Regions from separate parts of the Homo sapiens genome. Here region 1 is linked to region 2. The links are chromatin loops, found by intact Hi-C in ENCODE. Cell type or tissue: gastrocnemius medialis. All regions are shown on one strand. Links, peaks and the distances in the headings refer to the core of each region. The heading gives the core; the rest is flanking DNA.

Evidence for each region. Hi-C counts contacts between places; a loop is a spot of excess contacts. Peaks named below come from ENCODE experiments on the same cell type or tissue, not always from the same donor. Only the 100,000 strongest peaks of a DNase experiment are listed, where the experiment ranks them.
Region 1: a loop joins it to region 2, with 4 times the contacts of the local background. A loop is called at or near these places in 1 of 110 quality-filtered maps.

The regions. Positions count from the first base shown.
Region 1 is chr18:50,096,427-50,099,344 of GRCh38, forward strand. The region is part of intron 1 of MYO5B (myosin VB); the gene reads right to left. Among named protein-coding and RNA genes, the nearest start is that of MIR4320, 29 kb to the right of the region's middle. In gastrocnemius medialis, for the core only: no CTCF peak of the experiment used is centred there; a DNase peak (open chromatin) is centred at 1,375; H3K27ac peaks cover 708 bases.
Region 2 is chr18:50,008,353-50,011,270 of GRCh38, forward strand. All of the region lies in intron 4 of MYO5B (myosin VB), which reads right to left. Among named protein-coding and RNA genes, the nearest start is that of MIR4320, 120 kb to the right of the region's middle. In gastrocnemius medialis, for the core only: a CTCF peak has its summit at 1,617; a DNase peak (open chromatin) is centred at 1,629.

The DNA.
Region 1 (2,918 bases), core at 270-2,769, 88 kb after region 2:
TTCAGCCTCTCCCCCCTCCAATCCATCCCACCAAGAGCTAGAAGATCCCTCTTTCTAAAACTTAGGTCTGGCTATGTCACTCCGTGTTCAAGAAGGATCACTGTGGCTCCCAGAGCCTCCTGGATCAAGGTCACACTTCTTAGTCTGTATTGAAAGCCATTGAGGCTGATCTCCACTGGTCACCATTTCCATCTCTCCTTCATCCTAACTTCTACGATGTACCCACTTGCCCCAGCACCAGTCTGTCCACTGTAAATAAGCACAAGTCCTTTCCTACTTTGTTCACAATACATACTCTTAAAAAATCATCATCACCGTCATCATCAAACCCCCTTTGCCCTGCCTTGCATTTCTATTTCCTCTTCTCAATGTCTCTCCCCAGTGTCTTCCTGCTGGAGCTCCCTAGGTCCAACACTGGCTTCTATGCTGGCTCCTCAGCATGGCTACAATATACCCCTACCTTCAGACAACGTCTGCTCCCAGCTCCTGCGGGAGACAACACCTGGGCCAGCAGACCTGCCAGCCTCACCTGGCATCCATCCACAGGGTCAGTGCTTATGCTGGGCCTGGCTCCACCTATGAAGGGAAACCAACACTGCAGCATGCATTGTCAGTCCAGTGAAATGACTTCATTTCCCAGGCAAGTCCCCAGATTTTCAACACTGCTGTTGATATGGTTCCCTTGTCCTTCCTCCCCTATCTTTCTTCTCAAATCCTCCCAGTCTTTCATTGCTGGTGTCTTCCCTGACTTTCCTCCCATCCCCATTCCCCACAGATGTCATCACTCCCACCTCCGCATCCCTAGAATTGATCTCACCTCTCTTGTGACAGGCCAGTGCATGCTGGCTTGTGCTAGTGTGGCTCACATGTGCATCTCAGCCAGACTGCAGGCACAGTGAAGGCAGACACCCTGCCTTACCATTCTTTTGATTCCCAGTCCAAGTTCACTATGTGGTCCATCAAAAGTCCTCAATAAAGATTTAATTGTACTAATAAAACTTGTTTGGGCCACATATAACATAAAATGGCTTTGAACTCAACCATAAGAGAAGTTCCAAACTTCTTGAGAAATCGCGGTGTTATTTAAATCATTGTCCTAAGGTGACTTCACTGAACAACAACACTCATTTAGATGTGTAAGTTCTGGTCTGTTAAAAATCATCACTCTGCAGCAGCAGCAGAATGTAGGGCTTCCTCTCCAGGCAATAAGCATGATGGGTATGTCGACCTCACAGGCAGAAAGTTCCAGGTTCTGAATAAGTAGTCATCAAATGACACAAGCCAGTGCTTAGGGAAGGATGGTAAACTTCTGTTGCAAGTCCCAAGCCTCTCGGGGCCTACAGGCAAACCCTGACTGCCCATGAAGCAGCCGCAGGTGCCAAAGGACCCACTGCCAACAAGGAAATGAGGGCAGTGGATCACACACCCTGGTGAAACTGAGGAGGAGCAGAGAATGAAACAGGAAACTGGAGACAGCATGACTTCAGACCAGCAAAGAAAAGTCACCACCCTGGAAACTAATGCTCTACCCTAAACAAAGAAACTACACACTGCTTTTTGCCAAAGAGGCTAGTGGTATGAGTCAGGAAAGGACAAGAATGACCAACTTCTCACACCCTGAACCACATTCAAAGTCTAAGCCAAGAGAGCACCTCTGGAAGTCAGAGTAAAGAATTCCCTTCGAAATAAAATATTTGCTTTAACATTTACTCCACAATATAACTTGCTTATATCCAACATCCTCCATCAAGCAGGTCAGTTTGTCTACTTACTTAGGGGTATACTTCAACAACAGTTAATACCAACAGATTCGTGGAAACACTATGTTACTTAAAATCAGGTTTTTTTTTATCTTATAGGTGTATTGTTCCAATTGTTTAAGGGGCAAGGTGTAAACTAGCAATCGTTGCTTTGGAGTTACAGGCTCCAAACTTAGTTGCCATGTTCTATGGATTCCAATGAAGTTATAACATTCATATTAGATGTCCTAAAGAGTCCCATCAAAATCAATACCAAAATATCTACTGGTTACTAGGCTGGCTGTGAGGAAGCAAATACACAACAAGGAAATAGACTGCCTTAACTTCAAGTAGCTTACAAACTACAACTTAGCTTTGAAAAGGTAAATGTCCAACTGTGTGGTACAGATTGGAAGCACAGTGGCATGGGGACTGGATTAACTGGGAAAGGCTTGCAGAGATGGTAGGATTTATGCAGAAGAAAAAGAAAGTCTTAGAAACAGAAATGAAATAACATAGATAACATGGACAATGTAGTAAGCTCCTCTGTATCATCAATGTAATGACTCCAATACATGCTCTTGGAGCATAAGCAATCCAGGTACCAACAGTGGTCAACTGAGCAGCTGGGAAAGAAACCTTCACCAAAGGACAGCAGTTCAGATGATGGAACCTCTGATCCTTGCAGTCCAGCTCCTGTAATCCCAGAAGAAAACCCTAAGGATGCCAAGGCCACCAGCTTCCTAGTCACCTCTGTCAACACCCAGCCCCACTGTCAAAGTTGTAAACCTTTATACTCCCCTGAATGAATCTGAAGAACAGATTAAAACGGCCTTTATATGAATGATCCAAGCACAACTACAAGAGCTGAATGAGTCTCAGCAACTGCTTAGAGGCTTCAAGCACAAGTTGCCTTTTTTTCTTTCCATTTAATTCATCTTCTGACCATGAATTCAATCCGCATCCAAGCTTGTCTCAATCTGGAGTTTCTTAAAGTCTGAGGATGCACATTTCCAACCTAAGACACAACAGTGTTCATATCTTTTGTACCTACTGTTCAGAATAAGAACAACTGATACAATAAAACCCAAAACACCTGAAACAAAAAAGGCATGTCAAGCAATAATGAGAAGTAGGTTTGGACAGGTAGAGTGGGACAGGATCATGGAGGCTTCTCAA
Region 2 (2,918 bases), core at 253-2,752:
ACTTGGATGAGTGGTCTGGCACCTGGATTTTAAGAGGAAGTCCTCAGCAAGGGCTGTTATGTATAGCAGTACCGGCTGAGCACACCATCTGGAGCCCCCTTCGAGTTGTACAAGTTACTGCCTGCAAACTTTGTCGTCCCTGCCCTATGCTCAGCCTTCCATGATTCACCCACAGGAAGGGGACTGACTTGTGTGTGTGGGGAATGGGAGGGAGTTGAGCCTCAGACAGGTACAACTCTATTTACCTGAATTGGAAACTCCCTGAGAGGATGAAGAGGTGGGAACAACACTCACTTAGGCCCAACACACACTATGGTTGCAAAACAGGAAGAAGGGGAAGCCTGGCTTGCCAAGCCACCACAGAAAGGACATCCCATCTCCAAACCGGTCATGAAGCCCCTCTATATCATTTCATCCTCTGTGACAAATCATCTGAAGATTTAGGTGTGTCAACAGAATATATTCTGTTCACTAATGGGATAATCAGTCTACTGCTTCTTGTCTGTGTCTACATGCTCTAATCATATAGTCAACACCATCACCAAAACACAGATCACCGACAATAGTTTTTAAAAAGAAGGACTATGCTAGAGAATACATAGAATTTTAAAATAATTTCTGTCCAACAAAGATACTTGTATAAGTACCATGGAGAGTATTAATACTTGGAAGACAGGGTAGAAAAATACAGTGACAATGAATCTTGGAAACAATGGTGACTTAAAATGATAATAGTATATATGTGCCGAGCGCAGTGGCTCACGTCTGTAATCACAGCACCTTGGGAGGCTGAGGCAGGTGGATCACTTGAGGTCAGGAGTTTGAGACCAGCCTGGCCAACATGGTGAAACCCCATCTCTACTAAAAATACAAAAATTAGCTGGGTGTGGTGGTGGGTGCTTGTAATCCCAGCTACTTGGGAGGCTGAGGCAGGAGAACTGCTTGAGCCCGGGAGGCGGAGGTTGCAGTGAGCCGAGATTGCACCACTGCACTCCAGCCTGGGCAATAGAGCAAGACTGTCTCAATCAACAACAACAACAACAACTCAATATGGTATATTTTCATGATAAATTCAAACAAGCGAAATGAAACAACAGAATACTAAGAGATACAAACACACAAAACTATATTAATATAAAAAACCTATTATAGTGAGGGAAGTTAGATAGGAGGAAGACTCCAGTGGAAAGAAAAATCAGATTCGGGGAACGAAAGGTTATGTGGGGAGAGAAAAGTAAGGTTGGGGAGCAGAGGTAGGTTAAGATAGCAGTCAAGTCAGGTGAGAAGGTATATGGAAAACTACCATAAGTCAGATTTGGGCTCAAAACAGAGCCATATAATTACAATTATTCTAACATTCAAGGGCTTCCTCCCAAAGTTGGGAACACTATAAATAACATTTCTGCTGCAAGAAGGGGCTGGGCCGGAATGTTCCAAGCAAGAGAGTCTACAAACCCTTCCAACAAGACAGCCAGGCCTGAAAGTGGGAAGGAGATGTGTCTCAGGCACCTGGAGGCAGGGCACTTGTGTGAGGGGTTCTCCAGGCCCAAGGACTGAGCAGGTCCTGGGTTCCTGGGGTGAAAATGGCAGAGGGATGTCCTCATGCAGTCTGCCACCAGGTGGTGACATTTTACTCTACCATACCCTCCCTACCAGGCCAGGGCACCACTCAGCCACAGCCCAGAACTGAAACCAAGCCATTCAGGAAGGCTGTCATGAATATTCACTGGAAACTGTGTAATTGGCATTTGGCAGGTAGAGTCCCAAGTGCCTACTTGGTAAGATGAAAATGAACCTTCTGATAGTGTAAGAGATAAGTACTTAGTACATTTAATATCCAATATCATTTTCCCACTTCAGTTAAACAGTGGCCCTTGGAGTGCTAAGCGCTATTTATAAGCCTCTCAGGTGTAGTGTGATATAGGCAGCAGCGAAATGAATCTGTCCCTTCCTCTTGCTGGCTATTCCCAAGCAGGGCTGTCTCCATCTCAGATGAGATACCATCACAGAAAGAACCCGGGGAGTGCCACCCAGCCCACCCCATCGTGGGCAGACAGGCCAGACAGAGGGAGACAGAGCACTGGTTAGGGCACTCCTCGGTGTAAATGGGAAGGTGCCAATTCCCTTGCTCTTAAAATAAGGGTCTGGAAGATTATCCCTAGGATCTCCTGCTACTCCTATATTCTGTGATTCCAGATCCAGGTTATATGGGAGCTGTATGATACATTCTATATCAACTGAAGTTTATAGAACTGCTAATGTCCAAAATACACTGGAATTCAGAAAGCTGCAGGTTTAGATGAAAGTGAGCAACAGAGGCACGTGTTTCCTGTGATTTTATGCTTTTCAGACTTATTCTAATGTTGTCATTAGCTAGGGGTGAACTATGATATACACATATAGAATGTGTAGCCTGTCAGACCAAATAAACATCACTTTTCAAACTCACTTATTTCACTTGTTCTTGGAAACTATTTTGCAGCAAGGGAGTATATTCAAGTATATTCAAATAAAATGATTTTTCCTTGGCCAGTAGTACAGCTGGCATTTCAGCCAGGTGCATGTGAGTCCCTCATTCCAAAACCCATCCTCTTTCTCTATACCACACTGTCTCTTTGGCATGCCACCAGTAAGATACAAGTCTTGTATTCTTCCTTTGATAGATACTGCTTCATCCATACATTTTTTAAAATTTAGGGCATCATGGTGGCTGGGTGCAGTGGCTCACGTCTGTAATCCCAGCACTTTGGGAGGCCGAGGCAGGCAGATCACGAGGTCAGGAGATCGAGACCATCCTGGCTAACATGGTGAAACCCTGACTCTACTAAAAATACCAAAAATTAGCCGGGCGTGGTGGCGGGTGCCTGTAGTCCCAGCTACTCGGGAGGCTGAGGTGGGAGAATGGTGTGAGCCTGGGA